Linked DNA regions of Homo sapiens: region 1 is linked to region 2. Evidence: chromatin contacts called from ENCODE Hi-C or POLR2A ChIA-PET data. All regions are on one chromosome and are shown on one strand. The core of a region is the stretch at or near the end of the contact, and the rest is flanking DNA. Distances in the headings are between cores, read along the strand shown. Region 1 has its middle 71 kb from the start of RTN4. Region 2 overlaps SPTBN1 (spectrin beta, non-erythrocytic 1).

What was found. Hi-C counts contacts between places; a loop is a spot of excess contacts on that map. ChIA-PET counts read pairs that join two places held with the same protein, here RNA polymerase II (POLR2A).
Region 1: a loop to region 2 is called in a map of aorta, with 7 times the contacts of the local background. The contact joins two enhancer-like sites. A Hi-C loop is called at or near these places in 2 of 168 maps with a recorded cell type or tissue (aorta and posterior vena cava). POLR2A ChIA-PET finds 5 or more read pairs at or near these places in 1 of 52 experiments (WTC11).

Annotation. Positions count from the first base shown.
Region 1 is chr2:55,119,226-55,123,144 of GRCh38, forward strand. It overlaps a transcript of RTN4 not described here. Among named protein-coding and RNA genes, the nearest start is that of RTN4, 71 kb to the left of the region's middle. Within about 2 kb of position 1,551, at least 10 of the 41 ENCODE cell types and tissues checked have a DNase peak (open chromatin) inside an H3K27ac peak, as active enhancers do.
Region 2 is chr2:54,639,911-54,643,936 of GRCh38, forward strand. SPTBN1 (spectrin beta, non-erythrocytic 1) reads left to right here. Exons shown (of 36, transcript NM_003128.3): 19 at 3,073-3,219. Among named protein-coding and RNA genes, the nearest start is that of SPTBN1-AS2, 38 kb to the right of the region's middle. Within about 2 kb of position 2,246, at least 6 of the 41 ENCODE cell types and tissues checked have a DNase peak (open chromatin) inside an H3K27ac peak, as active enhancers do.

The sequences.
Region 1 (3,919 bases), core at 301-2,800, 480 kb after region 2:
TACATTCTCAGTGAATTGCAGTCAAGTTTCCTGCAATTACTCAATCTAAAGTTTTGTTTTCTACACTGGGAGCTATAGTCTATGCCTCTACGTATAATGGTAATATACTCAACAGTACCAGGCTGACGATGGATAGGGTGAATTTCTTAAAGTGGCAGGGAAGCTGCAGTTTTAAATGAATCCACCTGAAAAGCTTTGAACAAAGCCTTGAGTCTATTTAAGAACAGAGAGCTCGTGTGATAGCTGGCTGGCTTCATCCCTTAGATAGGGGACACAGACTTATTGGATGCAAGTATAAAAGCCTTATAGTAGAAGTAAATTTCATAATGCCTTGGATTTATAGAGCACTTTTCTTCATAGAACTTGTATTCTCTGGGCAGAGTGACCAGCCCAACTTGGAATCTCGCTTAGCCATAGTGAAAATGATGAAAGTATTACAGGGGGCAAAAAAGCAAAAGATCAGGGAGAGAAGTCAATAGTTCCCCAGGGATCTCCCAGGGCAACCTTGCTCCCAGACTGCTGGAGCACCACTAGGATCTAGGGCATGTGGTTTCCACAACCACCTCCTCCTCCCTCATGTCATAGGGCTGTTGAGAAAACGGGATTAGCTACATGGCCAACCCATAATTATGCAGGGGTGGAGGAGTCAGACCATTGACCAGCTGGCTTCTCATTTCTCCTTCTCTCAGCTGCTCACCAGCCTCAGATGCAGGAGGGTGAAGATGGGATTCCCAGAACACCTCTCCATTTGCTCCCATGAACTGGAAAAAAGCGCAGTCATTGCAAGTGACTGTAAAATGCAAACCCATGCCTCGCTGTGGGCTGCGTGAGGCCCAGACTGGCCCACGGCACTGAGAGGTGGGGTGGGTGAATGATTCCCATGCCCACTCTGGACACCCAGGCCTTGCCTTGGCAGAACCTAAGGAGGGGCTGAACAGCACAGCCGCATCTCTGAAGAAAGCAACCCTGTGTCACCCCAGGCAGATGCTGAGGCCGAAGGAAGCAAAGGTTCTTAGAAGGAAAGCAATGCTTCCTGCCCCCCTCACTTTAGCTCTCCGAAGCCACTTTTCCCAGCAGGTTTCCCCCTATCTCCAGCTCACCAGGGTGGGCACAGACAGAAGGAAACTCCTGGCTGGGCACCCTGGCAGGCTCAGGGAAACTAGAGCCCAGGCTTGGGCCCTGCCTTGCCAACCTTCCTCCGGCCCAGGCTTTACAACGGGCCCTTCCTCCAAGCTGGGGCTGGCCCCCAAACCTCTCACTGTCCCTCCATTCTGCTTGTCCCCTTTCAACTGCTCAGCAGTCAGAAGACGAGCAGGAGATCTTTAACAACTTGAACCTGACCAAATTAAGTTTGAGATGGTTTAAATAAATGTCCAAATGAGTTTTCTACATTTCTATGCTTTCTCTAACTCCCATTCTCAAGCAAGTGAAAAAATGTCTCTGAGTGAAGCCCTCAAGCTCTGACTGAGAATATAATGTTGTTATTATTAGAGCAACGGGGAAGGAGACATGCCATCTCCAGGCAGGGCTCGGGCGGGCTGTGTGGGAGGCGACTGTCAGCAGCTGTTGGGTGGAAAGCTTATTTATTGTCAGCAGCCTGGCTCAGAGATTAAGAAAAGCTCGGGTCTCCGGCTTACACACACATAGCTGCAGGCAGCAGCTGCTCCAGACATGGCATTCAACCACAGGGGTCCCCAGGGTCTCCTTTCAGGGTTAACTTGACCAATAAGGAAACCCTGGTGGCCACCAGGACAGCTGGAAAAATTCCCATGGGGCCACAGAACCAAATACCCCCAATAAAAATGTTCAGCATCCAATGCCTTCGCCAGACTAAACCCAAGAACCCAGAATCAGCCTTGAATCCCACACAACAGCAACAGCTCTATGTCCTGAGACTGTTTTCCAGTCATTCACCAAATACTTATTGTGCAGTGTCTGACAGACACCATACATGGGACTGGAAATAGACCAATGAATGAGACAGTCAGTCCCGATCCCTGCTCTCAGGGAGCTCACAGTCTGGTAAAAATTACCTGCAGTTAAACTGGTAAAAAATCTTGTGTTGAGTATTATGATAGAGGAAGCTCAGGGAGCTATGAGTACAACATCAGGAAAAATCTAACTGACCACAAGGAATTGCCCTGGTAAGAAAACCATCACTAAGAGATACTGTGAAGTTTGGGATTAGGGTCTCAAGAGACGTCAGCCCAAGACCATTACCACTATTTCTCCTTCTTCAGCTAATTAAACTTTTAGCTAATATCTACCCATTTGATTCATGTTCTGTTTATTACCAGTCTGTTGAACAGAAGGCTCTGGGAAAAGATAATTATAATCATAGAGCATCTATCAAAGTATCCAGAATTTTCTGGGAAGCATGACAGATCCTTTTATCCACTGAGGTCATTATTATTATCATGCTATTGTCATCGACCATTATTCTTACTCTTCCTCTGATGATGACAATTACCAGGGAAGGAGGAAGGAAAATGGGATTTGAGTGAGGTACCAAGGGGACTTAAACTTGAACAGTAATGTTTTCTTTTTTATAAAATAACCTGAAATAAATATGCCAAAATGTAAATATTTATTCATTCAGGGTACCGAGAACATGAGTGCTTGTCATGTCATGTTACTCACTGTACTTTTCTATATTTAACTTTTTTTCTGAAAACATACAGAAAAACAAAAAGATTGCTAGAGTACATAACAAAATTTTAGCCGTATTTCTGCTAGGTGGGATTTCCTATTTTTACTTATCTGTATTTTCTTTTTTCTTTTTTTTTCTTTGAGACAGGGTCTCACTCTGTTGCCCAGGCTGGAGTGCAGTGGTGTAATCTTGGCTCACTGCAGCCTCAACCTCCTGGACTCAAGCGATCCTCCCACCTCAGCCCCACAGGTAGGGGCCCCCTCTAGATAATTTTTGTATTTTTTATAGAGAGAGGATTTTGCCATGTTGCCCAGGCTGGTCTCAAACTCCTGGACTCAAGCAATCCACCTGCCTCGGCCTCCCAAAGTGCTGGGATTATAGGCATGAGCCACTGCACCCGGCCTTGGGTTTCCATTTTTCAGAACATGTTCCTGATTTTTACAGGTTCCCCGACTTAGAGTGCTTTCCGGCTTACAACACCAAGAAGTCATTACTTCCCCACCAAGGTTTGCACACATGGCCCTGACCAGAGCTGGCTCCATGGGCCTGCAACCTGTGTAGTCATTTGCACAAGCCCAAGGCTCCAAAAGAACCCCATAGTTGGTTTAATGTCCTGTGGCTATTGTCTGAAATTCTTAATAATTTTATCTTTGAACTTGTGTTTTGTAAGTGACGTCTGATGAGACGATGGAGCAGGCATGTGAGCAGGAAGATAAGCTGGCAGCAGTCCATGCACACATGGGTCAGTCCTATGGGCACAAGCAGGCAGTGTGCTGGGCAGCACCCAGAAACAGAGCTGAGCCCAGATTAGTGACAGTGGTGGTGGGGACAGCAGAAGCTGAGGTGGCAATAGTGGCCACAGCCCCAGAAGAGGTAGAAACTCCACATGGAAGCACAAGGACAGAGATGGGAGACCTGCACACACACCCATCCCCAGAGCCTGTCCCTGCACCATCTGCACAAATAATAACTCTCCAGCCAGAGCCCTGGGACAGGAACTGCCAGTGCTCAAGCAGTAAACCTGGTTGTTAAATTAGTTAATACCACAAAATACAAATGTACACATGGACATTGCAATAAAGCATATCAATCAGAGTTATTAGAATTCTCCAAAGAGTTTGGAATCTCTAGTTTTAAAATTATTACAGCACTGCAAATCCAATATCCACAGACTTAGAAATAGAAATTAAATTTAGAGACCATTGCATCAGCAGAAAAAGCATCATTTTCTAAGGAATAAGCCAATTATTAACCACAAAGAAAATAAAA
Region 2 (4,026 bases), core at 996-3,495:
TCATCCTGGTTTATCCTGTCTTCCCTTGTCCTGCCTGTCTCTCCTTGAGCCACATTAGAAGTTAGTACAGCCATAGTGTCTGTGGGAGGTGTCGGGTGTCCCACACCAGCATGTATAGTCTCTGCATGGTTGGTGGAATTTAGGTCAAGCTTGGGGGCTCTAAAACACTTGGTATAGTACTATAATCAAAAGGGTGATACAGTCATTGGCTATAAACTTTTCCATCATTCAGCCTTATTAAAATACACCCCTTTTAAGCCAGAATCTTTTGAGAATGGCGTTTGTGTGTGGACCAGCCCTACATTTGATAATCTACCTGTCATTCTGGTAGATATTTACAGAGCACTCAGAGGTCAAATTTAATACTATTACAGGATGTTGGTATTGTTCAAGGTATGGGGAATCCAGGGGTTTGTCTCTTTGTTCAGCTTCCTTCCTTGTTGGGTGCCTTGGTTAGAGAAGGTGTGGATTGTAAGATCCGCCCCTGTTACCACCCCCATAAACACCACCTAGATGAGGACAGCTATTGTACCAGCAATACAGTATGCTGGCATATACAGTATGCTGGAATGAGCAGGGACCCTCCTATTCCCAGTTACAGTGGAAAGATAGAGACCATCATCATCTTTGTAGTGGTTTTGTTTTGTTTTGTTTTGTTTGAGACAGAGTCTCACTCTGTTGCCCAGGCTGGAATACAGTGGTGGGATCTCAGCTCACTACAGCCCCCACCTCCCGGGTTCAAGCAAGTCTCCTACCTCAGCCTTCCAAGTAGCTGGGATTCCAGGCATGCGCCACCACACCCAGCTAGTTTTTGTATTTTTAGTAGAGACGAGGTTTCACCCTGTTGGACAGGCTGGTCTTGAACTCCTGGCCTCAAGTGACCCACCCGCCTTGGCCTCCCAAAGTGCTGGGATTACAGGTGTGGGCCACCACGCCTGGCCGGTAGTGTTATTTTAATGTGATATCCTGAAAAACGAATGAATGATTTTAAAGGTATTCCTTTTGTGTTGTATGTCCTCACATTACACCACCTATTCTCTGGAACTGATTTTTATTTTTCCAGGAAGGCAGTATATCTACATGTGTCTGGTACAGGGATGTGAGTTAGTCCTTTACTGTTAGCTTGATTCAACGATCAAAGCATTTTTTCCTTATCTTTTTCCAGTCTGCACAGTGTTCTTTTCTGCAGAGAATGAGTAAATTCTTAAATGACCTTTGTAAATGCCCACAAATAATAACTGTAGCTTTGGTTGCAGAGTGCTGATGAACTAGCAAGTTCCATAGATCCATTTCATTGTGCTGTATCGCATGATGCTTTATCTGTAGGATGATGTGTTCAGCAAAGAGCAGATTTGTTTATAAGCCTCTGATTTTTATGTAGCGCGCTCTCTCTCTCTCTCTTTTTAATCCCTCTTGGGTAAGTGGTTATGAATAGCGAAAATATGTGAATGTCCTTGGCACTTTGAATCAATAAATGCCTTCTGTTTTGTGTGTATGTACAGAATACTGGGAAAAATTTTGTCATTAAGTTTTACTTTAACTTCTTTTCCCCTAAGATTGAATAGCCATAGTCTTTCAGATTTTAGCTGCCCAGATAACTGGAACATAGATAATTTTTTCCAAGTAGGAAGTGCGTGCCTTTATTGTCTAATAGATCCATGGTCTTTGATGACAAAGGACTTTATGAGATTTGCTAGTTTTTCCCTCAACAAAGAGTGAAATCAAAAATCTCACTACCTTTTGCTTTTAACCCCCTCCCACCCCCGCCCCCTGCCCCATTCCCTGTGTGGTGAATAGCCTGAGAATAGGGACAGTGCCCAAGAGTTCACCCACTTTCAGAGCCAGAGGGCTCCTGTGACCCACGTCGCTCTCCTTGACATCATTTCCAAAAAACAAATCTCGGGGAGCCTTTCCTGGCAGCAGCCCACAGTGGGAGTGGAAGGGCCTTGGAAGTGTTAATTCTGTAAGTACTTCTACTGGTTTTATGTGTCACTTCTAGATCTTTGTTGGTAGAACCATGAAGGATTTAAGGTGCCAATTTGTTGTGACAATAACTGGTGTAAAAGTGGGCTTCTCACGGTCACTCAGGAGAAGGGACATGGTCCCTTCAGTTGGTTACTTCTGATTCCAGGCTGGCTCTGCATTCTTTTGTGTATCTTCAGCCTGGGCAAACAAAAAGCTCTTCCTAGGTTAGCAAAGCAAATGGGGCGGGAATCAGGACTCTGGCATGGCCCTTACAGGCAGGCAGTAATGAGCCAGGGCCGATTCGGGATGGAAGCCAGCAAAAGTGGGTCTGGGCCTGGCGTTTGGCTGACCCCGGTAAGAGAGCTCCTTTCTCAGGTCTGTCAGCGGCCAGCAGCCTTTGTGCGGCTCTCTAGAGTTCAGATCCAAGCAGACATGTTGGGTCTCAAAATCAAGTCCTGTGAAGTGTTCTTGGTGTGAATGAAAGGTTCTTTAGAGAACTAGAGGCTATAGAAAAAGAGGTGAAGGTGACTCAAACTTGAAGGAAACATTGAAAGGGCATGATTGTTGCCTTAGCCCTACAGTGAGCAAGTTATTTATGCCTTTTTGCATTCCCTTCGATGCACCCACAAAAAGGGGGAGGTAATAAATAAGTAGTTTTTTTTTTTTTTTTTTAATAAAAAGAACTAAGAGAGTAAGAAGGATTGCCAAATGGAGTAAAAGTCAATCATGATTAACATGGTATAGCTGACACAGGTATTTGGAAGAGAAAAAGAGTCATGTCTTGGAGTGGTTAGGGTAGAATTTTAAACACGGGCCTTTTGTGGGGAAAGCCAGTTATGAGTGCCAAACAGTTTGAAAACTGGCTTATAGAGCTTTTGTACTTCTGGAATGAATGTTAGATATAGTTTGGAGCAGAGCTCAGGTACAAGCTCCATCTAATGGACACCTGTCATGACGGGTCAGAGTTGTGAAGTTAAATATTTGGTTGTCTGTCACCATGGAAACGTGTGTAGTATGCATAATATGACATAAACACAACCCTTTCCAGGCGGAAAAAAGGCTGATGTCTAGGATCACAATCTCTGAATCCTTCTGATCTTTCTGTAGCTGTCTCTCTGGATCAATGAGAAGATGCTCACAGCCCAGGACATGTCTTACGATGAAGCCAGAAATCTGCACAGTAAATGGTTGAAGCATCAAGCATTTATGGCAGAACTTGCATCCAACAAAGAATGGCTTGACAAAATCGAGAAGGTGAGTTAAAACATTTGATGTGGCCATGGTGAGAAAACAAACAGGGTAGTAATAAACTCCTTTTTATTTAGCACATTTTCCAGCATATCTGATCTTATCTGTACATTTACGTAAGTTACACAGCCAGTAATAGCTCCCTTTGCACGTACGGGTTCCTGACTTCAACCCATCAAAAGGGAAAAAAGCAGAAACCCAACCAGTTAGTAGAAAATGCTTGATTTATCGTAGAACGAATACTAGGCATTTAGTTTCTGTTGTGCCTCTCATCTGCTGTTGCTGATGGACTGTGAGCTCTCATGCAGGGATTCCACTGTCTTGATCATATTATTTGTGTTGTACTGTGACAGATTGCACATAATTTTAAATATATACATATTTTTTAAAATTGCTTTTTCCTATGAGACTACTGTATACCAGGCGCTATAATAATTACTATGATGTGTTATTCTTGCACAGAGAGATTCTGGGCAGCATAACTGAAGATGAATATGGAGTCCCCCCCTTCCCCCCGACTTCTCTCCTTTTAGACTTTTTATAGTGTTTCAGATTCTTCACGGTTAAAATAATGTGTTGGCAGGGCACGGTGGCTCATGCCTGTAATCCCAGCACTTTGGGAGGCCAAGGCAGATGGATCACTGGAGGCCAGGAGTTTCAGACCAGCTTGGCCAACATGGTGAAACCCCATCTCTATGAAGCATACAAAAATAGCCAGGCCTGGTGGTATGTGCCTGTAATCGCAGCTATTGGGGAGGCTGAGGCACGAGCCCAGGAGGCAGAGGTTGCAGTGAGCTGAGATCACGCCACTGT